3 separate regions of the Homo sapiens genome follow, and regions 1 and 2 are each linked to region 3. The links are chromatin contacts, found by Hi-C or POLR2A ChIA-PET in ENCODE. All regions are on one chromosome and are shown on one strand. Each heading gives the region's core, a stretch centred on a gene start or an enhancer-like site at or near the end of the contact. The rest is flanking DNA. Distances are from core to core; before and after follow the strand shown.

Evidence for each region. A loop is a pair of places that touch in the nucleus more often than their neighbours do. ChIA-PET counts read pairs that join two places held with the same protein, here RNA polymerase II (POLR2A). Pooled maps may share reads with other maps.
Region 1: a loop to region 3 is called in a map of PC-9, with 3 times the contacts of the local background. The contact joins two enhancer-like sites. A Hi-C loop is called at or near these places in 1 of 168 maps with a recorded cell type or tissue (PC-9) and 5 of 50 pooled maps. POLR2A ChIA-PET finds 5 or more read pairs at or near these places in 3 of 52 experiments (MCF 10A, PC-9 and activated T-cell).
Region 2: a pooled map shows a loop between it and region 3 (2.7-fold over the local background). The contact joins two enhancer-like sites. A Hi-C loop is called at or near these places in 2 of 50 pooled maps. POLR2A ChIA-PET finds 5 or more read pairs at or near these places in 2 of 52 experiments (H1 and activated B cell).

The regions. Positions count from the first base shown.
Region 1 is chr2:63,612,451-63,616,935 of GRCh38, reverse strand. It overlaps a transcript of WDPCP not described here. Among named protein-coding and RNA genes, the nearest start is that of MDH1, 26 kb to the right of the region's middle. RefSeq lists enhancers at 781-1,643, 1,644-2,506. Within about 2 kb of position 1,740, at least 6 of the 41 ENCODE cell types and tissues checked have a DNase peak (open chromatin) inside an H3K27ac peak, as active enhancers do.
Region 2 is chr2:63,543,511-63,547,751 of GRCh38, reverse strand. The region is part of intron 1 of WDPCP (WD repeat containing planar cell polarity effector); the gene reads left to right. Among named protein-coding and RNA genes, the nearest start is that of WDPCP, 43 kb to the left of the region's middle. Within about 2 kb of position 2,516, at least 2 of the 41 ENCODE cell types and tissues checked have a DNase peak (open chromatin) inside an H3K27ac peak, as active enhancers do.
Region 3 is chr2:63,887,505-63,891,733 of GRCh38, reverse strand. It overlaps UGP2 (UDP-glucose pyrophosphorylase 2), which reads right to left. Exons shown (of 10, transcript NM_006759.4): 8 at 4,090-4,229; 9 at 1,549-1,653; 10 at 174-614. The coding sequence ends at 507. Among named protein-coding and RNA genes, the nearest start is that of UGP2, 48 kb to the right of the region's middle. RefSeq lists a silencer at 2,625-2,919. Within about 2 kb of position 2,758, at least 3 of the 41 ENCODE cell types and tissues checked have a DNase peak (open chromatin) inside an H3K27ac peak, as active enhancers do.

The sequences.
Region 1 (4,485 bases), core at 491-2,990, 270 kb after region 3:
AGGCATTTTGTTTTTACAAACAAAAAATTCTTAAACCGTAAATATCCTTGTCATTACTTCAATTAAAAAAAAGCATTTTGTTGGATAATCTCAAAGTTTCTTCTAGCTTTAAAATCCTTCTATGGATTGTAATTTTATTTAGTCCTTTTCACATTATCACTAATATCCTTATTTGCATATACTTTTTAAAATAATGATTTTTTTCTTCTCCACGTGGGTTGCTGTGTTTAAATAATGCTACTTATTTGCATTCTAATATAGGAGGAAGGGAGGAGAGTAATATGGTCTCTTTCCACATAAGCAAAGTTGTCCACTAATCAACATTATTGGCAATACTAAAGCCACTAGAATCTTAAAATTATTTCGTTTTTGTTTTATATTTCTTATTTTATGCTATAGAGTAAAGGATATATAAAAGACTCAAAGGTGCACATTAGACTTACTTTTGCATGTTAAAAAGAAATCTAGCCTATTAGGCTAAGGTGAGGGTCTAGCATGGACTGGCTCCTACTTACCTCTCCAATTCCATTTTCAGCCCCTTTACCCTCCCTCCCTTAATTCCCCCAGTTTGTTTTAGGCCTAAACAGACCTTTTCTTTCCTAAAACAGGAGGAGTTTTTTCCAGGCTCAAGGCTTTTCCATTTATAATTCCCTTTGTGAGGTAAGGAAGGAACTCCCCCTCTCCCTTCTTATTCTTCAGATCTTGGCCTTAAATATCAATGCCTCAGAAAGATTTAGAGAACCATCCCTATCTAAGTAGATTCTCACCTCTGTAAGTTTCTTAACATTGCACTATTTCCTGCAAAGAATTTATTGTACTATATGTGTGTTATTTATAGTATGTTCCATAAAGATAGAATTCATCAATGTACCTGGAATTAGCACAATGCCATGCACAGACTAATCTCTCTGTTGAAAAAATAAATGAACAGGAGAGCATTAACTCTGAGCAACTTTATTCTGGAAATGCCCCAGCTCAAGCCTGAGAATATTATTATTACCAAGGTAACTTCCAGCTAGAATAAGTAGTGCTATGAATTTAGCTCTATGGTGAAACGAGAAAGCTTATTCTCAGGGCCACAAAGTAAGAGAAGAAGCATGAGTAGAAAATCATGCACACATAAATCATGTGCAGAACCCAGGTGTAATCCTAAGGGTTGTGGCTGACACCCCTCTTGAAATGGCCTCATTGCCTGGGGTGGCACCTGAAGTTCTTGGTCTTGTGGCCAAGGAAAGCAAGGACACAAACACACCAAGGGTGAGGTTAGAGCAGAAGTTTAATAGGCAAAAGAAACAGCTCTCTGCTGCAGAGTGGGGTCCCCAAAAGTGTTGCCATTCTGCAGGGAAATGCAAGGGTTTTTATAAATGAGTTAGTGGGGAGGGGGTATCTTATTTACCTAGGGCATGAAAAACAGGTTAGAACCAGGTGTGCCATCTGCACAGAGCACAAATCTCTGGCAGCCCCCACCCCTACCTTTTATTATGCAGACGGCTCCTTGGCCTGAGCTTCTTCGCATTGCTTATTTCTTTCCTACTGTGCATGTGCTGAAAAAGGGGAGGTAGATCCCGCACGGTGGACATGCCTGGCCCCAGGTACTCCTTTTTTGTTGGTGCGGCTGCAGGCATCTCCCCATGAGTATGTCGTAAAAAGGAAAGGAATGTGCTCACTAAGGCCCATTGTGTTTACTGGGATCCACCGTATGTATGTGAAACTTGCCAATTACCCAGGAAGCTCCACCTCTGTGTCATAGCTGCTTCCTTATCTGTGTTTGCAGCCTGATCTTCCAGGCTGCTCTTTGTTAAAAGGTAAGTGATTTCCTGGGCTGCTTTTTGTTAGAAGGGAAGTTCTGCCGAGAACTCTTTGCCCTGTCTGCCTAGCTAGTGTCTTTCTACCTCCTCTCTCACTATAACAAAAACAGGTTAACAAGAGAAAAGCCTAACAAACTTATTTTATCAAAGTTTTATGTGATACGGGAGGCTTCAGAATGAAAATCCCCAAACCTAGGGAAAATTGTCTGTTTTTATGCTTAGGTTCAATGAAGAATAGACAGTTGCGTAGAAATGTGATTGGATACAGGGTATGATCTAATGGTAATCAACTGAGGGGAGAAACCTAGCAAGGCCTGTCTGTTCAGATTCTTGAAATTCCTCTCTGGGAAGCATTTCATCCTCCAAGGTATGGGGCAGAATTCCTATGGAATGAGGTTCTTCAAGTGAAAAGGGAAAAAGAGGTCTTTCTAGGTTTTATGACTTGTTTTGGGGAACAGGAGTTTTAATTGCTATGAGTCACCTTGGGGAAGAGGAATACTAGTTTATAGGCCTGCTTTGGGGAGGAAAAAGGATGGGAGACAAGAGGATAAGAGAAGGTCAGAGAGAGACTTTGCTTCTGTGGTTCTTCCAGCCTCTTTCATTTCAAAGTACTCAGCATACCAAAGACATCATACCTTGGGCTGTTGTGTTCTGAGCCCTAACAGTGCCATCTCCCTCTAAGTATAAAATGATAGAGTTCATCTAGGCTTCATTAGGAGTAAGACTAAGTGGGTAAACATAGGAGTGGAGGGAAAGTTTGCCATTTGCCTTCTGAAGGTTTGCTGAAATGAACTGACAGTAGGGAGATTAACAGGAGAAAAAGGCATACAAATTTATTAACATGCAAGTGTGTACAGAAGCCATACAAAATATGAAACTCAAAGAAGGGTCAGATGGTTGAGGTTTAAAAATCTTCTTCATAGGGGAGAGGGAATGGGGGATGTGGGCAATTTTGAGGGGTAGTAAATGATTTTCAGGATAATTGAATGAGCCCAAAGAACAGACATTGTTCTGGAACAAAACTTCATTCTGAGCACTAGGGGAGGTGGTGGGATAGTGACGGTCAGAACTTCCCTGTGAACGGAGGTTCTTATATTATGTAAATAAAGTCTCCCAGGTAATCTCTTGGAGCTGCTCTCAGAAAAATGAATAAAAAGTCTGTCCGAGCATGGTGATGATGTTTAGTCTTTTCTCCAGTGGTTAATCTTGCCTAGTTATTTGATGAGATTCCTAGGGAGGGGGTCTTAAGACAATTGCATTTCTTTTGAAAGAAGTTTTCCTCAGTCAGACAAGGGAAATACCAGAGATAACCTCTCCCTGTGCTTGGGGTTTGGGGTAGAAATAAGAGAAGGCTAGAAACTCCTCGGTTCTTAGCCTTTCCAAGTTCCTTTAATTCAGAAGTGTTCGGCATGACAAAGCATCATACTTTGGGGTATTGTTCTCTGCACTCCAACAGTGGAAGTGGTGAATAATGTTGGTGTTTCTGCCCAGATTCCTTTTAGCACCCATGCTCCCATTCCCTTGGACTTTCCTTTGCTTCTAACAGCTAGCATCTGGGGTTCTTTTTGGAGGACTGTGCCTGTACTGCTACAGCCTGCTTTGCTGGCAGCATAGAGAGCAGGCAATGGCTGGGAATTACATTCTCCACCCCCATCCCATGATTGGGAGGTTTGGGAGTATGAAATAAAAGCCCCAGGCTCCTTGCCTAAGAACAGAAGTTTCCCTGATTTCATCAGGCTGGAGCCATCCTTGGCTAGATGCACCATTGCTTGGCTTCCTCCTTTTCCCTGCTCCTGCTCTTCTTCCTTAGAGATTTCTCCTGGGAGCACTGCCTTAGTAAATCACATGCATTTGAATCCTCAGAAACCTCATTTTAGGGTCTACTACTGGAGGACTAGTCTTAAGACAGTGGGACAAAAGTTCTTGGGATTTTCCCCCCTTAATCAATATGCACATGTTGACTACCTATGTGTAAGGCAGTCTAGAGAAGCAGAGAAGAGCATTCTAAGCAAAGAGAACAGCCAAACAAAGGCATGGAGCCATGCACGTGACTAACTGTCCAAGTACTTTAACATGGCCAGCATGGAAGGTATGGAAGGTACAGGGAATAATAGTCAAAGACGGGGCTGGAAGGTGTCACTTGAGGCCACATTATAATAGACTTTGAAGTGATGCTAAGAAGTAAAAAAAAAAAAAGAAAGAAAGAAAGGAAAAGAAAAGGAAAAAACCTATGGGGAGAAAAAAATAACATTTTTCCCCTACCTGCCTAGGTCCTAGCCTCCATCTCGGGCCCTGGAAATCTAACTGACAAAAGACAGATTAACAAAAGAAAAACAGAATTTACTAACACATGTAGTACACATACATGTGGGAGAAACTCAGTGATGAGTAACTGAAAACGATGGTTAGAATTTGAGTTTATATAGCATCTTCACAAAAAACCAGCCCATTTAGATGTGACAAGACAAAGGAAAAGGTTTTAAGCTTTCAAGGGTGGTAAACTGTGGAAAGGTAAGTGTATGGGGGAAACAAAAGGAATAAGGTTTGTTTTCATATGTCCATGTCAGTGCCAACTTTCTGTCTTCTTCATGGTCATGAAACTTCCCTAGGAGAGAGGATTTATGGCAGTCCTTATTTTCAGAAGTTTCTGCTTTTAGTCAGACAAGGGAGGCGCTGG
Region 2 (4,241 bases), core at 1,267-3,766, 340 kb after region 3:
TTTTTCTTTTTCTACCTTCCACATATGAGTGAGAACATGTGATATTTGTCTTTCTCTGCTTGGCTTACTTCACTAACATGATGACCTCCAGTTCCATCTATGTTGCTGCAAATGACAGAATTTCGTTCTTTATAATGGCTGAATAATATTTCAGTGTGTGTGTCTGTGTGTGTATGTGTGTGTGTGTGTGTGTGTATACATACCACATTTTCTTTATCTGTTTATCCATTGATGGGCACTTGGGTTTATTCCATACTTTAGCAAATTTTGTATAGGGCTGCAATAAAATGGGAGTGCAAATATCTCTTTGATATATTGATTTCCTTTCTTTTGGATATTTACGCAGTAGTGGAATTGCTGGATCATACGGTAGTTCTATTTTTAGTTTTTGAGAAATCTCCATACTGTTTTCCATAATGGCTGTATTGATTTATGTTCCCACCAGCAGTGTTTAATAGTTGAGCCTACTCTCCTTTTTGTCTACATCCTTGTCAGCATATGTTGTTTTTTGGTCTTCTTGATAATAGCCATTCTAACTGGGATAGGATGATGTCTCTGTGGTTTTGATTTACATTTCGTTGATGATTAGTGATGTTGAGCATTTTTAATATATTTCTTGGTCATTTGTATATCTTTTTTGAGATATGTCTTTTCATCATTTGCCTATGTTTTAATAGAATTATTTGTTAAACTGTCTTTTAAACTAGCTCACTCTTTCATGTTTCCCAGCTCTCTAATCTGGAATTAATTCTTTCTATTGAGTTTCTAATTTCAAGTATTATATTTTTCATTTCTAGTTTATTTACCTTCTCAGAAATCTTTTGTCTTTTTTTTAAAAAAATAGTTTTCTGTTTTCTGCAGTATTTCCAACCCTGTTTTTTATGTCTTTAGATATAAATATAGTTATTTATTTTCTGTGCCTGATTCCAATATATTAAGTTTTTGAGTTTGTTTCTGCTTTCTAATACCTTTACTGGTTCTTTTTCATGATACCTTGTTTTATTGTGTCATTTTTTAAATTTGAAAAATTAAATAAGGCTTTGGGCTCTGGAATGATCTTGTAATTATTCTTCCAAGAGGAACTTTGTTTGCTTATGCTGTGCATTTGAGGTCACTTACAAGCCTGGCACCAGTTTGGGCTAAGTCAAGATTTAAAATGTTTTGAATACACCAGTCAAGATAATTTGGACTGTAACTGTATGCAGTGGCTTGCTTCAGGCTATGGTGTCTCAGGTACAGAATCCCCTGGCCTCCTTTCAGTGCCAAGGCAATTTTAGTTGGAGTTCTCTAGAGTAGGAAAGATTGGGTGAGTTTACTTTTCTTTCCCTTTTATGTTGAGAATTCAAACTTGTTGTTAGAATTGGATTGTCTATTAGATCCCCTACCTTGAGCAGGCCTGGACTCTGTCTTCTTTCCTCTTGAATTTAAAAACTACATTACTGTTTTGCTCTGAGTTCATATTAAAGGCTCTGAGTTATCTATTTCCACATACGTCATGCATAAAATATCTCCTTTTACCATTTTCACTTCATTTTATTCTTTAGGCGGAACAGTAATGAGTGTTACCCCATTTCTCCATTTTGCTGATCAGAGGAGCTAATTACAGGCTAAGGCCCTCCCAAGCGTGGCTCTCATTTTTCTGCTTCAGTGAATATAGTATCCCACAATATTTTTGTAGGTATAGTTCCTTGGTGTGCTGGGTTAGACTTAGGATCCTGAGAGGTATGGCTGTCAGATCTTAGGAGACTGTATTGTTACAGTTGGTCTCTAGGATCATGGGAGCAAGACCCTGCATCAGTCTAGCAAAGATAAAGGTTTTGGTAAGTTTTATGTGAGTCAGGAAAAGCCTTCAATCCACAGGCACATTTCACAGTACTTTTTTTTTTTTTTTTTTAAATCTGAGCGCCTCGTTCAGAAGAAACGAGAGGGGCTGGAAGAGCCCTTTGTAGACCATTGCACCGTTTTTTGCCAAGGAGGTGTGTCATATTCTTGTGTACCTTCAGCCTCTAGAGAATACACTGTGGTCCATGAACACTTGAATGTTTCTAGGTGGATCTGAGTTCTACTTGACATCATGGCACCAAGAAAATCACTTGGATTGTTTTTTTTATACCCTGCTTTAGAGGAACAAATTATATAAATCATACCTCGACTAGAAAGAAGGTGAAAAATAAAATGTTCGGGTAGATTATCACAGGGTGGATAAGAAAATGCATCATTATAGAAGCCTGATGCTGGAGAACAGAGGGTAATAGACACTATCCAAAGAAGATTTGATTGCATACCTTTGCAGTTTAAATGGGAAGCCTGGACTAGTTTTCAATTTGGATTGAAGCCCTCCATTTTCATTCATCTGTCTCTTTTTTTCTTTCTCTTTCTCTCCCTCCTCTCTCTCTCTGTCTCTCTCTCTCTCTCACACACACACACATACACACACATACACGTGCACACACACACACACATTCTACTCACACACTTTAACACTTAGGACTACTACTCTAAGCCAAATTGTATTTGGCTCTCTCCTGGCTTTCAACACTGGAGGTTGGCAAGTTGGAGAACTGGTATACTTACCAGCCAGGGAATTCTGTAATCCATGGCCGTGGCACCCTGCTGCTAGAAAAGGAATAGGATTGGCTCTCCCAAGTGTAGATAATGGATCATAAAGTCTTTGGAAAGGCCTTAGAGTACCTTTCTGTTTTGCCTGAATTCCTCTTTTTCTCCCTCCAGCTTACTTTATGAATTCTTAGTTTTAACTATGTAAAGTCAATGTTGATTCTAGTAATTCACATGAATAGTTTATCACTTATGCCTGATTAAAATGTAGAACTGCAATAATGATTAGTAATAATCAGGTACATTATTAAATAAGTCTCAGGTTAATATTTTAAATTTCATATAATATGGTAATTTATCATTCACAGATGCACATTTAAAAAAGTTATTGCTCAACACTGTAACAGGAACATTAATTTTAAAAAATCTAATAACTATTGAGGAAACTAATAGTAGCATACCTTTCCTTATATACAGCTTTTAAAATATGATTCTGAGTGAAGAACAGGCAAAAGAGCCTACTCTGCCTACTACTCTGTTGTCCTCAGGAAGCCAAAGGAGTAGAGAGAAGAGGAGATATACACCATTATCGCTTTTGCCCATGAAAATGGTAGGCCACCTACCATTCTCATTTTTGTCTATTAATTTTGACATTGAAATACATTCTAGATTTTTAAAAGTGAGTCTTTTTGAAATAATAGAGAATCAGTTTGAACACATTTGAAATATGTATTTCAGTGTACACTCAGAATATTTTAAATAGATTATAATTAAAATCCAAAATTTTAATATATCCCAAACTTAATAGTTTATAAGTCTTTTATAAGTCAAACAAAGTTAAACTTTATAAGTTGAAGATAACAAAGTTTAGATGGTTGATGTAGTATGGTGGTATCATGGTGGTGATGGTAGGGGTTTTTGTTTTGTTTTAAATGCTGAGAACTTTATTAAATTTGTGGAATTACTGAGTAAACACTAGGTGGTGCAGTTGTGCAAGGACCATATAATGAAGTATGCATTTTTTGAAAAAAGGTGTCAGGATGAAATTAAAATTATAGTTTGAAGAAACTCTTTGGAAATAAGAATTATCAAAATACTAAAATAGAATGAATGAATCTTGCTTTGCTATTACTTGGTCTGGGATTTAAATGGGGACCTATCTTGTGATTTACACTAGAAGTCTCAAGCTATTGGTATATTGTTTGTATTGCATTTTAAGCTCAGCTAACCATACCACCCTCCCCAGAGTACAAATAAAGTACATAAAATATAAAAGAAAATACGACAACAAAAAACTGATCCAATTTGGTTTTCTGTAAAATTTAAATATTAAATTGCTCTCTGACTACAATTAAAGAGGCTTACCTTCTACTATTTCAAATTATTCTAAAATGCCCTAGGATTTGAGTAATTTTCTGTAATATTATATCTCATCGAGTAATTGTTGATCAGTTAAAACTTGAAAAGTAGCTTTCCTTTTGGCCTATGTGTCTTCTTTTATTCACTGAAAAAACCCTTGCATTCCTATGTATATTCAAGTCATTAAATTATTAAAGAATCAGCTTCTGCAATGAAAAATAATTATTATTGTTTTATTTATATGTTGAAATAAAGTAAAAAAAAATTATATGGATAATAATTTAAAGCCTTAAGTCTTAATTTGGAGAGGTTTTATTTTCCTTTTA
Region 3 (4,229 bases), core at 1,509-4,008:
TGGTATGATTAAGATTCTTAGAAATGCCAAAAACTGGACTCATTAAGTACACACTGGCTAGGTAACTAGCCAGTGTGTACTTAAAGGGCAAATCTTCCAACTAATATAGTAACTGTCTAACAACAATAAACCAGTTTATAGTTAGCATTATAAAGTACCAGTGTACACAAGTATTGCTTCACTGCTTTATTTTTGAAATCACAAGCAATTCAAAGTGATCATCATTGAGGCTTCTGTTAAAAGTTCTTCCAAAGTTGCCCAGTTTTAAGATTAAACAATATTGCACTTTAAGATGAACTAACTTTTGGGATTCTCTTCAAAGAAGGAAAGTATTGCTCCATCTGTGCTTTTCTTAGACTAAAAGCATACTGCAGAAAACTCTATTTTAAAAATCAACACTGCAGGGTACAGTAACATAGTAAAGTACCTGCCTATTTTAGAATCCTAGAGAACATTTCATTGTAAGAAACTAGCCCATTATTTAAGTGTCCACAGTATTTTTCATTTCAGTGGTCCAAGATGCGAAGGTTTCCAGACACAATCTTGTTCTCTAATACTGCTCCAGGTGGGATATCAATTCTGTCACCATGATTTGCAATGATGATAACCGTTCCCTAAGTGACAGGGAAAACAAAAGAGTGTACTTGCAACTGAAATGCAATTTGATTATCTTACAGTGATCAAGTTTATGTACAACTTTTTTTTTTTTACAGTGAAGTAACTTTTTTTATAAACAATATTAAACATGAAAAACAAATAACAGTTAAGGAAAATTGTAATGTGTCCTTCTGTAACAATCCTGGCAGTAGTTCTAGATTCTCTGTCTCCTTGTTAGAGGTAGAACTAAGAGCGGGAAGTGGACCCGGTGCCACAGCATGGCCAGCCCCTTTTGGAGGCCTACTTGCAAGGCCACCAGCATTATCTAACCTTCATAGAGAAATTAAAAGGTGCTTGGTTTACATTTACATATAGGGCTTTTGTTGTTGTTTTTATAACAGTTTACTGATAAGATTTTTCATGTCTTAAGTCTTTAGGCAGTCTCAGCAATAAAATTCAATATATGTATTTGTTTTTTCAAGATCTTCATTTAAGTAAGTAGCTTTAATGGGAGGAGTATATGAAATCTAGTTAGGAGATTTTTTAAAAAATTACATGATTTGGAAAAAGCTATTGTATCTTTGGTGAGCTTTAATACTTTTATACCCCCGTTTCCCTCCTATTTCTTACGTGAGGCTGGAATGACACTGAAGAGTACCTGAGTACTACAATAATGTAAATGAATATTCTTACAGTGATAACATTCCTTTAATAGGTTATATTCAGTACAAATTGTCATTTTTTTTCTGCTTTTACTCAATCATCTTTAGTAAGCTAATGCTAATAGTGATCCTATTTTAAAGATTCTCATTTCAGTAAAATAATTACACTAGTAATTAAGGTGGCACTAAGACTAACAAGTATTCCTTAAAGTAAATGTAAATTTATGACTAGAAAATGAGACCTATATTGTAAGCTGTAAGAAATATAATTTTCATTGTAACAACATACCTTTAATGAAACATTTTTTCCAAATGTCACATCTCCTGAAACTGTGAGGTGATCCAATTCAAGCATATCTGGTATACTTTCAAATCTTCTTAGATAATCTTGAACCTTACAGAAAAGGAGAAACATAAAAATTTGTCTCAAATGGGTTCAAAGAAAGACAGGAAAAATATTAACAAGAAAGTTTAACTGAACTGTAGAAACCTTTTTTGGCAAAGCTCAGGTCCTCTGTGGGAAGCACCTACTTATTAAGCACTCATTATATGCTAAATGCCGTGCAGGAAAGACCAGGAGCTACAAACATTGTTTTTACACCAAGCAATTTACAAGATAGTTGAGCAGATCTAAGGGTTTTTTTTCTTTTTTTTTTTAAAGATAATCAACATGCCAAGAGCCAGATGAATAGTTCACACAATCTGAATTTAACTGAAAAAAAGAGATCATGCTTTGAAGCAGGCTAGACTGGAGCTGGACTTTAGTGGATAGGTCGGATTCTGAAAAATTAGAGCACATTTTAGGAAGAGCAACAGCACAAATTATTATGTTATCACCATCTTTGTCTTTTTATTTCCTTAGATTTACAAGCACTAGAGATTGTCCTATGTGACCCCGTTTCCTATTTTGCTGGGAAAATGGGAGCAATTAGAAAACTTCCACTTGTTTCCATCCACCACCACCACTACTTTGCCCCCATTGCCCATTACTCTGCCTTCCTAGTACTGGAATTGGACTGCTTCTATTCCTACTTAAAGCCAGCCTCTCCATTTGTTCATCAGATCCCTTCTTATGGCCTATCAAGTGTTGTTTCAGCAACTCTCCCTCTTCAGTCTTTTTTCCCTCCTGACTGCATTCCCATTAATGTATAAACATCCTCCCATTAAAAAAAAACAAAAACTCAAATCCTATATTCCTTTCTACCTATAGCCCCATTTCTCTGTTTCTCTTTAAGGCAAAACTCTTGAGTTTTCGATATTCATATCTCCAATTCCTCGTTTTTCATTCTCTTTTAAATCCATGCCTGTGAGGCTCCCAAACCTCCATACTGATAAATCTAATTCTCATCTTACTTGAATCAGCAGCAGCATTTGACACATGATCAATCCCACTTGAAATATTTTCTTCATTTGACTCTGAGGACACATGCATTCATAGTTTCTAATTCCCCATCTGCATTCTACACATCCACAGCAGGTGGCACCAAACCACACCTGCTGTGGACTAAAACAGACTTGGATGGCAGAGCAGGACCCCATAGGCCAACCACAAAGGCTCACAGTGTCACATTTCATTGATTAAATTTTTTGGATTTCACTTATCAGGCTAGGTTGGAGTTTTACAGCAGGTCCACAGATAGTGCTGTTTTGTTCAATGTTACTTTGTTATAACGCTGATGAGGGGAAAAAAAGGATTGCCAGCCAGGGCTACTGTCTGTGTGGAGTTTGCACGTTCTCCCCACATCTGTGTGGGTTTTCTCCAACTATTCTGGTTTCTTCCCACATCCCAAAGATGTGCATGTTAGGTGAACTGGTGTGTCTACATGGTCCCAGTATGAGTGTGGATATGTGTGAGTGTGCCCTGAGATGGGATGGCGGCCTGTGCAGGGTTGGCTCCTGCCTTGTGCCCTGAGCTGCCGGGATAAGCTCTGGTCACCAGTGAACCTGAACTGGAATAAGTGAGTCAAGAATTATCTTGTTTTTATTAATCAATGTATGTACAGCTCACATTTATTTCAGAGTTTAATATTAGAAGTGTTTTGTTTTTAAAATTTGGTGATATTTTTGTGACCAGAAATAAACTGTAGGAACTGAACTCTTGTTTATATCAATTAGCCTATGGCAAAATGTGTTACACATTGTTCTGCTTACTGTGGCAGTTTCCAAGAACATACTGATGACACTGAGGATGTACTGTACTTGCTATTCCACCTGTCTAGAACACTTTTTGCACTAGATACCGATTTGTCAGACTCAATCAACTCAATGAGGCTGCCTGTGGCCACTCAATGTAAAATTACACCATCAACACCACCCCGCCACCTCCCCAGGCATTCCCTATTCTCCACCCTTGCTTTGTTTCTCCATAGCATTTTCCACCACTTGGTATATCATACATTTACTTACTTATCATCCTTTCCCCACTAGAATGTCAATTCCGTGAAGACAAAGATTTAGTCTGTTTTGTTTACTGCTAAATCCCTAGAACCTAGAACACTGCCCAGTACATGATAGGCATTCAATAAGTATTTGTTAAGCCAGAATTAACCTTTTCCCACTGATGAAAGCAGTACTGGTCTTGGAAGAGACAGAAGATAAAATGCCCCAAAATTTAAAGATTATTTTCTACTCTCCATATGGCAATCATGTTTCAAATGTGAAGTAAAATATTTATCTTCTATGGTCAATTCCCTTTAAAAGGTATCAAAGACAGAGGAATACAACAGGTCAGTGGTAGAGACTGTAATTAGTCTCCAATTCACATGTATATCATATCTTTATAATTACACATTTAAGAAATATGAACTCACATATCTTTATAGTTACGTACCTTCGTAAAAGAACTGCCTAATTTAACCAAGGGCACTGTAGGAAATTCCCGCTTTTCACTCATTGTCAGAGATCCTGCATTAAGACTATAGAGGTTTGACATCACCAGCAAGAGATCTGATGTGGTTTTGACAGGCAGAA